4 separate regions of the Homo sapiens genome follow, and all the other regions are linked to region 1. Evidence: chromatin contacts called from ENCODE Hi-C data. All regions are on one chromosome and are shown on one strand. Each heading gives the region's core, a stretch centred on a gene start or an enhancer-like site at or near the end of the contact. The rest is flanking DNA. Distances are from core to core; before and after follow the strand shown. Region 1 holds the start of NR4A2 (nuclear receptor subfamily 4 group A member 2). Region 2 overlaps SLC4A10 (solute carrier family 4 member 10). Region 3 holds the start of DPP4 (dipeptidyl peptidase 4). Region 4 holds the start of TBR1 (T-box brain transcription factor 1).

The links. A loop is a pair of places that touch in the nucleus more often than their neighbours do. Pooled maps may share reads with other maps.
Region 2: a pooled map shows a loop between it and region 1 (6-fold over the local background). The contact joins the enhancer-like site here to the promoter of NR4A2 in region 1. A Hi-C loop is called at or near these places in 6 of 50 pooled maps.
Region 3: a loop to region 1 is called in a pooled map, with 8 times the contacts of the local background. The contact joins the promoter of DPP4 here to the promoter of NR4A2 in region 1. A Hi-C loop is called at or near these places in 5 of 50 pooled maps.
Region 4: a loop to region 1 is called in a pooled map, with 6 times the contacts of the local background. The contact joins the promoter of TBR1 here to the promoter of NR4A2 in region 1. A Hi-C loop is called at or near these places in 1 of 168 maps with a recorded cell type or tissue (naive thymus-derived CD4-positive, alpha-beta T cell), 1 of 37 single-sample maps with no recorded cell type and 11 of 50 pooled maps.

The regions. Positions count from the first base shown.
Region 1 is chr2:156,331,406-156,334,105 of GRCh38, reverse strand. NR4A2 (nuclear receptor subfamily 4 group A member 2) reads left to right here and starts at 1,385. Exons shown (of 8, transcript NM_006186.4): 1 at 1,385-1,626. RefSeq lists an enhancer at 1,124-1,203 and a silencer at 1,434-1,633.
Region 2 is chr2:161,955,621-161,958,320 of GRCh38, reverse strand. SLC4A10 (solute carrier family 4 member 10) reads right to left here. Exons shown (of 27, transcript NM_001178015.2): 20 at 1,081-1,332. Among named protein-coding and RNA genes, the nearest start is that of DPP4, 120 kb to the left of the region's middle. Within about 2 kb of position 1,425, at least 3 of the 41 ENCODE cell types and tissues checked have a DNase peak (open chromatin) inside an H3K27ac peak, as active enhancers do.
Region 3 is chr2:162,072,913-162,075,612 of GRCh38, reverse strand. DPP4 (dipeptidyl peptidase 4) reads left to right here and starts at 1,398. Exons shown (of 26, transcript NM_001935.4): 1 at 1,398-1,637; 2 at 2,127-2,214. The coding sequence starts at 1,632. It overlaps DPP4-DT (DPP4 divergent transcript), which reads right to left and starts at 756. Exons shown (of 3, transcript NR_147697.1): 1 at 678-756; 2 at 2-135. RefSeq lists a promoter at 1-993, enhancers at 548-1,245, 1,680-1,879 and a silencer at 1,270-1,529.
Region 4 is chr2:161,414,907-161,417,606 of GRCh38, reverse strand. It overlaps TBR1 (T-box brain transcription factor 1), which reads right to left and starts at 1,310. Exons shown (of 6, transcript NM_006593.4): 1 at 505-1,310. The coding sequence starts at 1,196. RefSeq lists an enhancer at 562-1,184 and a silencer at 2,606-2,655.

The DNA.
Region 1 (2,700 bases), core at 136-2,635:
ACTCTCCCTCCCAAGGCCCAGCCGCTGGAAGCCCCGCGGGAGAAGCCCTAGGAAGCCCTCCCAGCTCCGGCCGGGAGACGGGGAGGGGGCTTGCCCTCCGGAGCTGCGGCGTTTCCTTTGCTAGAAAGCTCCCTGCGCTCTCGGCGTGGCTAGGGGAAATGACTTGCAAAGCAGAAGCGGCGGCGACTTGGACGGCCGCGGGGGTGGGACACGCTCCCAGAGCCAGCTCGGGCCCCTCTCCTGGCTGGGCTGTAGGCTCACACCTTACGCTTTGCGGAGACGCTGCCCCCAATCCCCACCCGCTTCGCTTTTCTTGTCCAGTCTTTCTGGGCTCTAAGATTGAGGCTGTGATAGACCTTGTGTTTCAAACGAAGATCGATTTATTCCCTTAAAACTCGTGGAAGGGGTACGAGTTGGTGGGCACAGAGGAGTATCGAAAGTATTAGAGTTTGCAGAAGGTGGGAATCAGAGTACCTTTCTGCAGAAGGCGCACCTGTTGCCTGCTGCTCGGCTGCATTGTCTGCGAAAGGAAAAGGGGCGACGCTTCACTCTGACTTTTGGGGTTTCTAAAGAGCTGGGTCACGGTCACTGTCTACCCTCTCCCCTTCCTCTCCCCCCCCCCCGCAAGCACCACGTCCTCCATCGAACGTGGGCACTGCATGGAAATAAGGAAACATAGAAAAATAAGCCCTACCCCCACTCCCATTCCCTTTCAGATGGGAGTGTGGGGGGTGGGGGTGGGGTAGAGAGAGTGAGAGAGAGAGATAATTAGAATGAATATATGCCAGAAGAGGAGGAGGCCTGGGACAGGAAAAGGGAGTAAAAGGGGATGAACCGGGTAGGGAAATCCCACCCGAACTGCGTGAGCCCTCTGAGCGTCTCGTGTCATGGGACATCTGTACGCTCTTCCGCTAAGGGGGTGACGAAGGTGGGTGGGAGAGGTTAGGGCGCTGCAAGGCACATCCCATTCCGTGCGGCTCCAGGTGCGTACTACCTGGCCACGCCGGCCTTGCCTTCCGCCGGTGCTTTTGTTGCACCCTCCCCACATGTGAGCGGCCGAGCCGCTGCGCGGGCGCAGGGGCTTCGGGGAAAGTGAAGTGTCGCGACGCTGCGGGCTGCGCAGACCTGGGAGAGGTCACACCTCTTTCGGAAAAAAAAAAAGAAAAGAAAAAAAACACCAAAAACCACCCAAGCTGGCTACCAAGGTGAACGCAGAGCGGTTCCCACCTTAAAATCGGCCCTGCTCGTGACGTCAGGTCGGAAATATACCAAAGCGAGCGCGGGCCAGGAGTCCAGGGAGCGCGGCAGCGCGGCGATTGGGCGGCGGGCCGCTGACGCGCGCTGACGCGCGGAGACTTTAGGTGCATGTTGGCAGCGGCAGCGCAAGCCACATAAACAAAGGCACATTGGCGGCCAGGGCCAGTCCGCCCGGCGGCTCGCGCACGGCTCCGCGGTCCCTTTTGCCTGTCCAGCCGGCCGCCTGTCCCTGCTCCCTCCCTCCGTGAGGTGTCCGGGTTCCCTTCGCCCAGCTCTCCCACCCCTACCCGACCCCGGCGCCCGGGCTCCCAGAGGGAACTGCACTTCGGCAGAGTTGAATGAATGAAGACAGACGCGGAGAACTCCTAAGTGAGTAGATGCAGCCCATGCAGTTCGCCTTCTTTTATGCTTTTTCCTTCTTTTGCACGTCTCTTCTTTCCACTTGTGTGGGACAGGTTCTCTGGAAGTGGGAGCCAGAGGCTTCTAGTGAGAGTGGGACCGAAGGATGGGGAGTGCGTGCGCGCAGTTACCGGGGGGCATTTGTTCGAACTCCGGCTTTGGCACTAGTGGGGAGTTGGCTCTCGACAGAGGTTTCCAGGCTCCTCATTGGTGGACGTGGAAGGGAGACTCCACAGTTTGGGAGCTGAGGACTAGCCCGCGGAAATGTGCGCAAAGTTTGCTGTTAGTGAGGAATTGATTGTGGCCTGTGAACACGGAGACTCCAAGTCCTATGTATACGAGGGAAGCTGCCCACAAACTGACAGGGAGAGGAAGTTCTTCAGTTTATGCGTTGCTTGGGAACTGTGTCTCCGCGGCTGGCCAGCGCGCGATGTTTCCCGGGTATTGTTGAGTAAGGGTGGTGTTGGTAGCGTGTCCTGTTACTAAGTTGCCTGAAATTTCTGGTTTTGACATATGCTGTCCTTGGGTTTGCGAATGTATCAGAGCGAGAATATGAATATGTAAAGAGTACAGTTATGAAACTGTGGAGCTACCAGGGGGTTAATATCCAACACAGGAATATCTCTAAGGGCTGTGGGGTTCGAGTCTCCTTTCTGCTTTTTCTGGGTAATCTTCCCCCCACCCCCACCACCACTATGAAGCAAGATTGTGGGGGAGGGGAAAGAATAAAAAGAGAGGATACTGGCTTTCTTTTTTCATTAGTAATAAGATTGTCTGTGCTCTAGAATGTCTTCCAAGTGGGAACATCTGAAAATTGCTAGGACACAAGAATGCCTTGTTCCAGAAAGGCAGATTGTGGAAGGCATTATGGGGAAGGTGTTCATCTTGCTGTGCTGGGAAACACTTCTAATATTGGTGCCAATACCATATAAGCAGTATGTCCCCCCTCTGCAATTGACCTAAGAAGCTCCTGGAAAAGTAGATCCCCTCTTCCCACCTTGTGACCATTAAGCCTTGTGACCATTAAAGATGCTGAAAGACAAG
Region 2 (2,700 bases), core at 176-2,675, 5.6 Mb before region 1:
GTAACCTTAGGTAAGTTACTTAAGCTCTCTGTGCCTTAGTTTCCCAATATCTAAAAGGAGATGATAACAATAGGGTTGTTATAATTATTTAATAGGTCAAAATCTATTTTTAAAAACCATGTAGTATATAATGAACAATAATATTATTATTATGCTACTTTGGAGACAACTTGAATTTTGCTTTACAAAGATAAGATATTTGGATTAAAGGTGGATTAAAAATGAAGCTAACATTTAGATGTGTTTCCTGTATTATACCAGGTATTTGTAAATATATGGATAATTCAGATTTTCTCTTTTTATTGGAATAGTTCACATCATCTTATGTCTATAACATAATTACTTATATAACAGAGATTAATTCTTGCAAAGGTACTTGTGTTAATGATCAAATACAAGTAAACTAGTGTAAATCATTAAATAATTTAATTAAAATGTCAAATTATAGGCAAATAAAATGTGTTGTAATTTATAGCGCAATTGACACACCTTGGAAATATCTGACAAAATTACATGACAAAATAATTACTAGTTAATCCTCTTAAAAATAGATTTCAAGTTTTGTGTGAAAAAAAAATCACTATATGCAATGATGATGTCCAGACAGTGGTTTTACAGAGCACTTAAAATGGAAAACTGCGTATGTGACTATAACCAGGCTCATCCCTTCACCTCTATCTCTTATTAATAGTAAGTAATATTAACTGCTAATATATTTATCCACTGACAAGAAAATAGAATCTTTATGAATGCCTGTAATGGATTCGGGTCACAAGTCAGTCAGAAACAATGAGTGACTTTTTCCCATAGCTTGATCACCGATTCAAAATTGTTACAATAATTTACTCATCAAATTTTACTTTGCCAGACTAAATTTTTATGTATTTAAGGGTTTTAAAATATAGGACGTAATTTCCCTCCCTTAGGTTATGAAGAATTATATAAACATGGTTCAGAAATTCATCACTTTCATCACATGCCACACAATATTTGCAAATTTATGGCTCAGATTCAAATGAAAATTTTAAATGATGATAAATGTATTCTTTCTCTCAAGTTCATAAAGACAGATTTTGTTACCTTCAGAATACTGGTCATAAAGACTGATGAACCCATAAGAATAAAAATCATAAGCCCAGTAACCCTTTGCTCCCGAATGCCGAGAAATTTGGGTTGTTCTCCTGGAGCTGAGCATTCTGATTCCAGTTTTAGGCTATTGACATGAGTGATGGAGAGGACTGTGGCAGCCACAAACCATGGCAGGCCCATGATGGAGCATACACCGAGCATGACAGCCACCATTAATAGGTCCAGATGGTACCCACAACCTTTCTGTTTAAAAAAGAAAGAAAGAGAGAAAGAAACTGTGTCAATAACAGGGCTAAGGGTGGCCTGATTGCGAATAGAAACCACTTCCTGATGATACTCAACAAGCCCTTCATATCAGATCTCCTGGAGTAACTCTTAAACAAACACTCAGTTTCCAATTGCCCTCGTTTGTCTCATTGGGTGACTTCTATTAGAAAAAATAATATCATGGAGCCTAAGCTCCCCTGTATAGTCATTTTCTCCTTAATATAGTGCTATCTTGTTCTAATTTGCTTCAGTTTCAGCACTAGACAAATTAAGCCCCTCCTTAGAAATCACGGTTTTTTGTTTTCTATTTCCTCTGTTATGCTACTCCACTGTCACTGATCTCCAGGTGTTGCAAACTAAGTGCCTCCTAGGACCAGGTAGGAAATGTAAAGGAGGAAAAATAGGTGCAATGGGGTGTGTGAAAACTGCCCTCTTGCACAGACAGGGTGCTCTCTGAGGAGGGAAATCAAAGATGGGGAAGAGCACTCCCTCCATACCCTGCAGGAATCGAAGTGTAGAGCCTCAGAAGCAGCCAAAGGGATGGCCTATTTTATGTTCCACCTTTTATTTTTAATTTTTAGTGACTGCTTTATGAGAGGCAGTATAATAAAGTGGTTAAGAATATAAGTTCTGGAGTCAGACTGCCTGGAATGAAATGCTAGCTCAACCAATAAATCACTTAAGCTCTTGTGCCTCTTTTTCCCTATCTGAAAAACGATGATGATGATAGTAGAAGGCACCTCACTGGGCTGTTGTGATAATTAAATTAGTTGATGTTGTAAATCATTTGGAATAATATCTGTTGAATAGAAAGCAATCAGAAAATGTTAGGTACTATTATATTCTAGTGGTTAAACAATAAATGTTTCTTTTGTACTCATTAGGTTTCAAGGCTCCTTAATAAAACTATTAATATGTTTCTTAAGATCAGATAACTTATATAATTTCTCAGTATTTCCTCTAGTTTTTAGCACAATCATTGGCACACAATAAGCAATCAATAAAAGTTACAAATTGACTTTTTTGAAAATAAAATACGCATCAAACATTTCAGAATCAAATTTAGTAAGTGTAATTTTAAAATAAATACAGCAGTTAAATTTGTTATTATGACCATGAGCAGAAATTACCAATTCTTCTAGGAGAATAATAGTCTTTTTTAGAGGTAGTTTTATATAACTTCAAGCAGTTTGTAGTCAGTATGAGAGCTCTTATAGCCTGGAGTGTGAAACACACTGAGTATTTGTTGCATATTTGTCATGGTAGTCTTTTCTCTGTGATTTTGTTTTCTTGTTTTCTTAGTAAGAAGGTTCTTAAAGTCAGTTGTACTTTCTTTCCTTTCTG
Region 3 (2,700 bases), core at 149-2,648, 5.7 Mb before region 1:
CCAATGCTGAGTGAGCAAAATGCTGAGAGTGAAGGGCAGCACTGAGCCCCCTGTGGCACCATTCCCCGTAGTCCGTGTTAAATGGCCTCTCTTCACAGCATCAGTTCACAGGGTCCAGTAACACCATTGACTCATCTTCCTCAGCAGTTGGAAGAGGGAGGAGGAGAGTTAGTTTCAGCCTCTGGAGTTGGGGGTGAGTGAGGATACTGATGTATCACAAGCAACTAGTGGGCAAGGGGGAAAAGATGACTGAGTTCAAAAGCAATGCCTGGATTGGAAATAAAAGATGGAAAATTGCATTAATTCATAATCATGTGGTAATGCCCCATCGGACTCTGCATTCTTAATCTTTTACCTCTACTGACAGAGAGGCTTTGCTTTTCAGCTGCTGTGAACAAGCTGAAGAGGCCTTATCCTCTTATCTGCAAGAGTGGAAGTAATCACAGGGGGCCCTAAAGGCAAATGTTTACCTGTGTATTTTATCGTGAAAGTGCCAAGGGTCCAGACCTCACCTCTCTTGTCCCACTTTATCTCCAGTACCTAGAAGGGAGGCTGGCACATTGTAACCACTCAAACATCTGTGGATGACTGGAATAAATGGGAGGATGTAGGAATGAATGAACGAATGAATAATCCTTTAGGGAACAATAGAGAGCTGGGGGAGGGAGAAGCCATACCTGATCTTTTATTCTTCTCCAAAACCCTTGAAAAGACTATGAGAGGCCGCATAGAGTAGCCATTAAGACCTTGAACTCTTAATTTAGGATCTACAACTTCCTAGCTGAATGGCTTGGCCAAGTTATTTATTCTCTGTGTACAGTCTTCCTTCCTGTAAAACAAACACAGTAAATGCTTAGAGCAGCACCTGGGAAAAAGTCAAGTTCCACATAAGTGTTACTGTCATTATTTTTGTCATCTTGATGAGTGTGTAAGCCTGCAAGACAATCGGGAAATTCCCTAGGGAGGGTGAATCCAGATACTCAGCTTCCAAGGGCCATTCAAGAGGGAACAATCACCTTTTCTCTTTGCCTTTCATACTGCTTTAGACCCCTCACTGCTTCCTAACATAACTTTCACTGGCAAGAGACGGAGTCCTGGGTTTCAGTTCCAGTTGCCTGCGGTGGGCTGTGTGAGTTTGCCAAAGTCCCCTGCCCTCTCTGGGTCTCGGTTCCCTCGCCTGTCCACGTGAGGTTGGAGGAGCTGAACGCCGACGTCATTTTTAGCTAAGAGGGAGCAGGGTCCCCGAGTCGCCGGCCCAGGGTCTGCGCATCCGAGGCCGCGCGCCCTTTCCCCTCCCCCACGGCTCCTCCGGGCCCCGCACTCTGCGCCCCGGCTGCCGCCCAGCGCCCTACACCGCCCTCAGGGGGCCCTCGCGGGCTCCCCCCGGCCGGGATGCCAGTGCCCCGCGCCACGCGCGCCTGCTCCCGCGCCGCCTGCCCTGCAGCCTGCCCGCGGCGCCTTTATACCCAGCGGGCTCGGCGCTCACTAATGTTTAACTCGGGGCCGAAACTTGCCAGCGGCGAGTGACTCCACCGCCCGGAGCAGCGGTGCAGGACGCGCGTCTCCGCCGCCCGCGGTGACTTCTGCCTGCGCTCCTTCTCTGAACGCTCACTTCCGAGGAGACGCCGACGATGAAGGTGAGTGCCGCGCCACGTACGTCCCCGGGGCGAGCTGTGGGGACCTCTTCGCCAAACTCCCCAAATGGCCCAAAAGCTGGCGAAACCGGACCAGGGACTCCCCTTAGGCGGAAGCCCCAAGGCCACCCTCTGACAGGTGAAGGGACGTCCCAGAGCTCTCGCTTAGCTTTCGGACCCTGGCTTCTGCTAGGACCCTGGCGTCGAGCTTTGAATGTCCCGGAGAGCCACTCACAGAACGCACGCCCGAACCCGGGCAGGGGTAGAGAAACCAACGCTAATGTGCTCTGAAGGCACAAGTTCAAGGGCACCCGCCTTAGAGAACTCCAACTGGCGCACTCCAGACGCCACCCCCACCCCCAGCCCGCGGTCTCCCTCTTCTAACGCACTCCCACCTGCAAATCCTGCTGCCTCTGGAGCAGCCCCGACCCTCCTACGGAAACTGGGGCCACACGCTTCCCTCTAATTGGACTTGATCTGCTCGGCTTGCAGACACCGTGGAAGGTTCTTCTGGGACTGCTGGGTGCTGCTGCGCTTGTCACCATCATCACCGTGCCCGTGGTTCTGCTGAACAAAGGCAGTAAGTTTGAAACATTTGAAAAAGATAGGACAGTTGGAGCTCAGGTCAGGCTCCGTCTTACCACGCTAAGGGAAACGAGGGATTTTGCGTGGGGTTGGACCAGTGCCCCGAAGTGTAGCTGAGAAGGCTTCCCAGTTGTTGTTGCTGCTTGTAGAGCAGCAGCTGGATTCACTTCGCGGGGTCTTCAGTGTTTAGGCTGAAACTCTTGCGGCTTTCACGTCTTGTTATGTATAATAAATGCATGCTTCCTGAAATTAGGGAGAGTCGGGATTTTTAAAATTTCAATTTTAAATTTAATTTGTAAATTTTTAAATTTACATGTAATTTTTGAGAAAAGTTTTTGGGTGTGATCGAAAAAGGAAAAAAGGCAGTGTTTAAAGAGCCCAAAGACAGCAGTAAGGATATCTGAAATGGAAAGGAAAAATGAGAAAGCAAGCCCCAAAATACAGTTTTGAGAAATGATGTTCCACAGGGAACCCAGACTGT
Region 4 (2,700 bases), core at 61-2,560, 5.1 Mb before region 1:
AGAAGCGGGGCGCCAGTTAGCAAAGCAAAACTTGTACTTGCAGCAAATAGGCGAATATTTGCTGGATTAGAAAAAGGGTGGTGGGAGAAGAAAAGAAGTGCAACCCAAATCAGGGAGAGCGGCGGGTGAGCTGGAGTGGGAAGGTGGCAGTTATCACTGCCCAGGTGGAGAGCGAGGTTGGCGACCTGCGTCTCCACCTGTCCGTGCATGCCAGTGTTGATGCGTCCCTCCCATCGCCCAGCCGCTGGCCAGGGCTCTTCCTTTTTCTTGCCTTCCTCTGGCCACTGACTGGCTCTCCCACTATGTTCCTAGAACGGGGTCCCCCCCACCAACATCACCCTGGCGGTTATCCCTTCCACTTTCCCCCTTTCCAAAACTAGCCAACTCTAGGGCGCCTTCCACTCCGCTCCCGACCCCAAATCGTCGCTGCCGCGGCAGTCACAGCCTAGGTGCACTTGTCCCCGGCTGCGCCTAGAGCAGCGGCAGCCAAAAATGTAGTATTACCTTCCCTGTTTGGTGATGATCATCTCCGTTTGGTGCCGGTGAAATTTCAGCCAAAGGGGCCTGTTGCACAGGTACACCTGTGCTTTGCCGGGCACCAGCCCCGGCTGGGTGGAGGAGAACTGGTAGAACGGAGCTCCTTGGTAGGAGTGGCCGTACTGCTGTGGGTAGGGGTAGCCGGCCGTGGGGTATCCCTGCGGCGAGGAGTTGGACAGGAGGCTGTTGTAGGCTCCGTTGGTGATGACCGGGTGGTGGGCCATGTAGCGGCTAGGGCTGCCGATGGAGAAGGCGGGGTGCGCCGGTCCGTGCTGGCCGGGGTACGGGAACATGGCACTGGGAGCAGTGGCCGCAGACTGTGGCTGGCTGGACTGAGAGAGGAGGTAGCGATCTGCAGCAGAGCCATCGAAACTGTGACGAAGCTCAGAGACCCCGTCCAAGACAGGAGAGAGTTTACTTCTCTGGACGTCCCCTGGTGAGTCCTTGGAGTCAGGAAAATTGTCTGTATCTGACTGATTCGTCATCCCCCTGGTAATTTTTTTCAAAGGTGAACTTCTCTCCAGGTTGTCAGTGGTCGAGATAATGGGATGATCGTGCAAGACAAGCTCGGATCCGCCTGAATGTGGGTAGCTGCTGCTCACATTGAGAAATTTCTTGGAGAGCATGATAGAAGGAGAAAGGCAGTGCTCCAGCTGCATAGCTCTAGAACCTGAACACTCGCCCTCCCGTCCCTGGTTTTTAAAGTCCTATTTATCATAAACTAGAAATCCACAGACCCCCTCACTAGACAGAAAGCACTTCAACCAGCAAATGCTTCTCAAAGGTTTGATTTACTTTTTTTTTTCCCTGGGAGAAGAGATTGGCCAATTGACACTATGCAGCAATCAGAAAAGGCTCACTTTTGATCTTGCTGCTTGTGCAGCCGATGAAACGGCTCCTGCCATTGGTTAGCTGCTGACAGTAATTTAATTAGATAGACATTAATTAGGATAATCACCTGGCTCCTGGTAGCGACGATCATGGCAAATTGAAGGGGATGATTTTATTGTTGGCTTGGGGGGTGGGGAATGTGTGTTGGTTTACGTGAGCACTGTTGTGTCACCTTTAAGCTCTGTGACCACTGCTTTAGGAAGATTCAAAGATGTGGAATTTACTAAACATTTCCTACCTTCCCCCCCTTCCCCCCTTTAGAGCGGAGGGGCGGAGGAGGGAATTCGACGATGCTAGGAGACTTTTCGGATCTGAATGAGCCAAATATTCAGTTGAATGTAACGATTTCAAGTGCAAAGTATACAAAGCGCGAGCCGGTGGCCTCTTCTCGCCCTGTAAAAGTTCCAGAGTCTGTCTTTTCCAGCTAATACAAAAGCACACAACACCTGAGCTGGTGCTTTGTGAGCAGATCCTACATGTCCTCGGCGCCCCCACCCCCACCTTTTAAACTGCAAACATAAATAAATAAATCCCTGCTGCTGAGAGCCACAGCGACAAGCAGAAGGGGGGAGGAGAGGGGGCGAAAAGCAGCAACTCACCCACCAATCCACCCACCTCAGGAAGGTTCGGTTTCTTGGTTGAGTACAGAAACAGTGACAATCTATGATCTCCTTTTTAAGTTTTGAAATAATCATAAGCTGTCGGGCTGAAATGCCTTAATGTATTTGCAGTGATGTTTACCGGCTCTTTATTAAATATTTTATCAGCGCACTTGGTTGCAGATTATCTGAAGAACATCTAACTGGGGGCAGGCGCCATGCATCCTTCTCGTCCCTCTGCATTTCCTTCTCTCTGAGGTACTGGCTTGGCGACAGGTTCAAAAGCCTCGCCAGGAAAAGAGAGGGCCGAGTCCCCGTGCAAATGGGCTCGTCAGAAGCGCTGATCTGGGGAGACAGAGTGGAAGTGGTGTCAACACAGTAATCGCTACTGAAAACGTGTGTGTGTGTGTACGTGTGTGTGTTTAATGTTTATATAATCTGGAGGGGAGAAAAAGCATCCATGCCAATAATTTTTAAAAGGAAAAAGAATCTAAAGAGGAATAGAAAAAAACCAATTTAAAAAGATGTTGGCACAAATAAATAGCACGAGGCCCGAAGAGACCCCGAGGTGTAGGGAGGAAGTCTCCCAGCACCGGCTCTACAGAGGAGCCCAGCCCTCGGCCTGAGCCAGAGGGCCAAGAGCGGCAGAGGCTTTTTATCTGCCCAAAGCTGC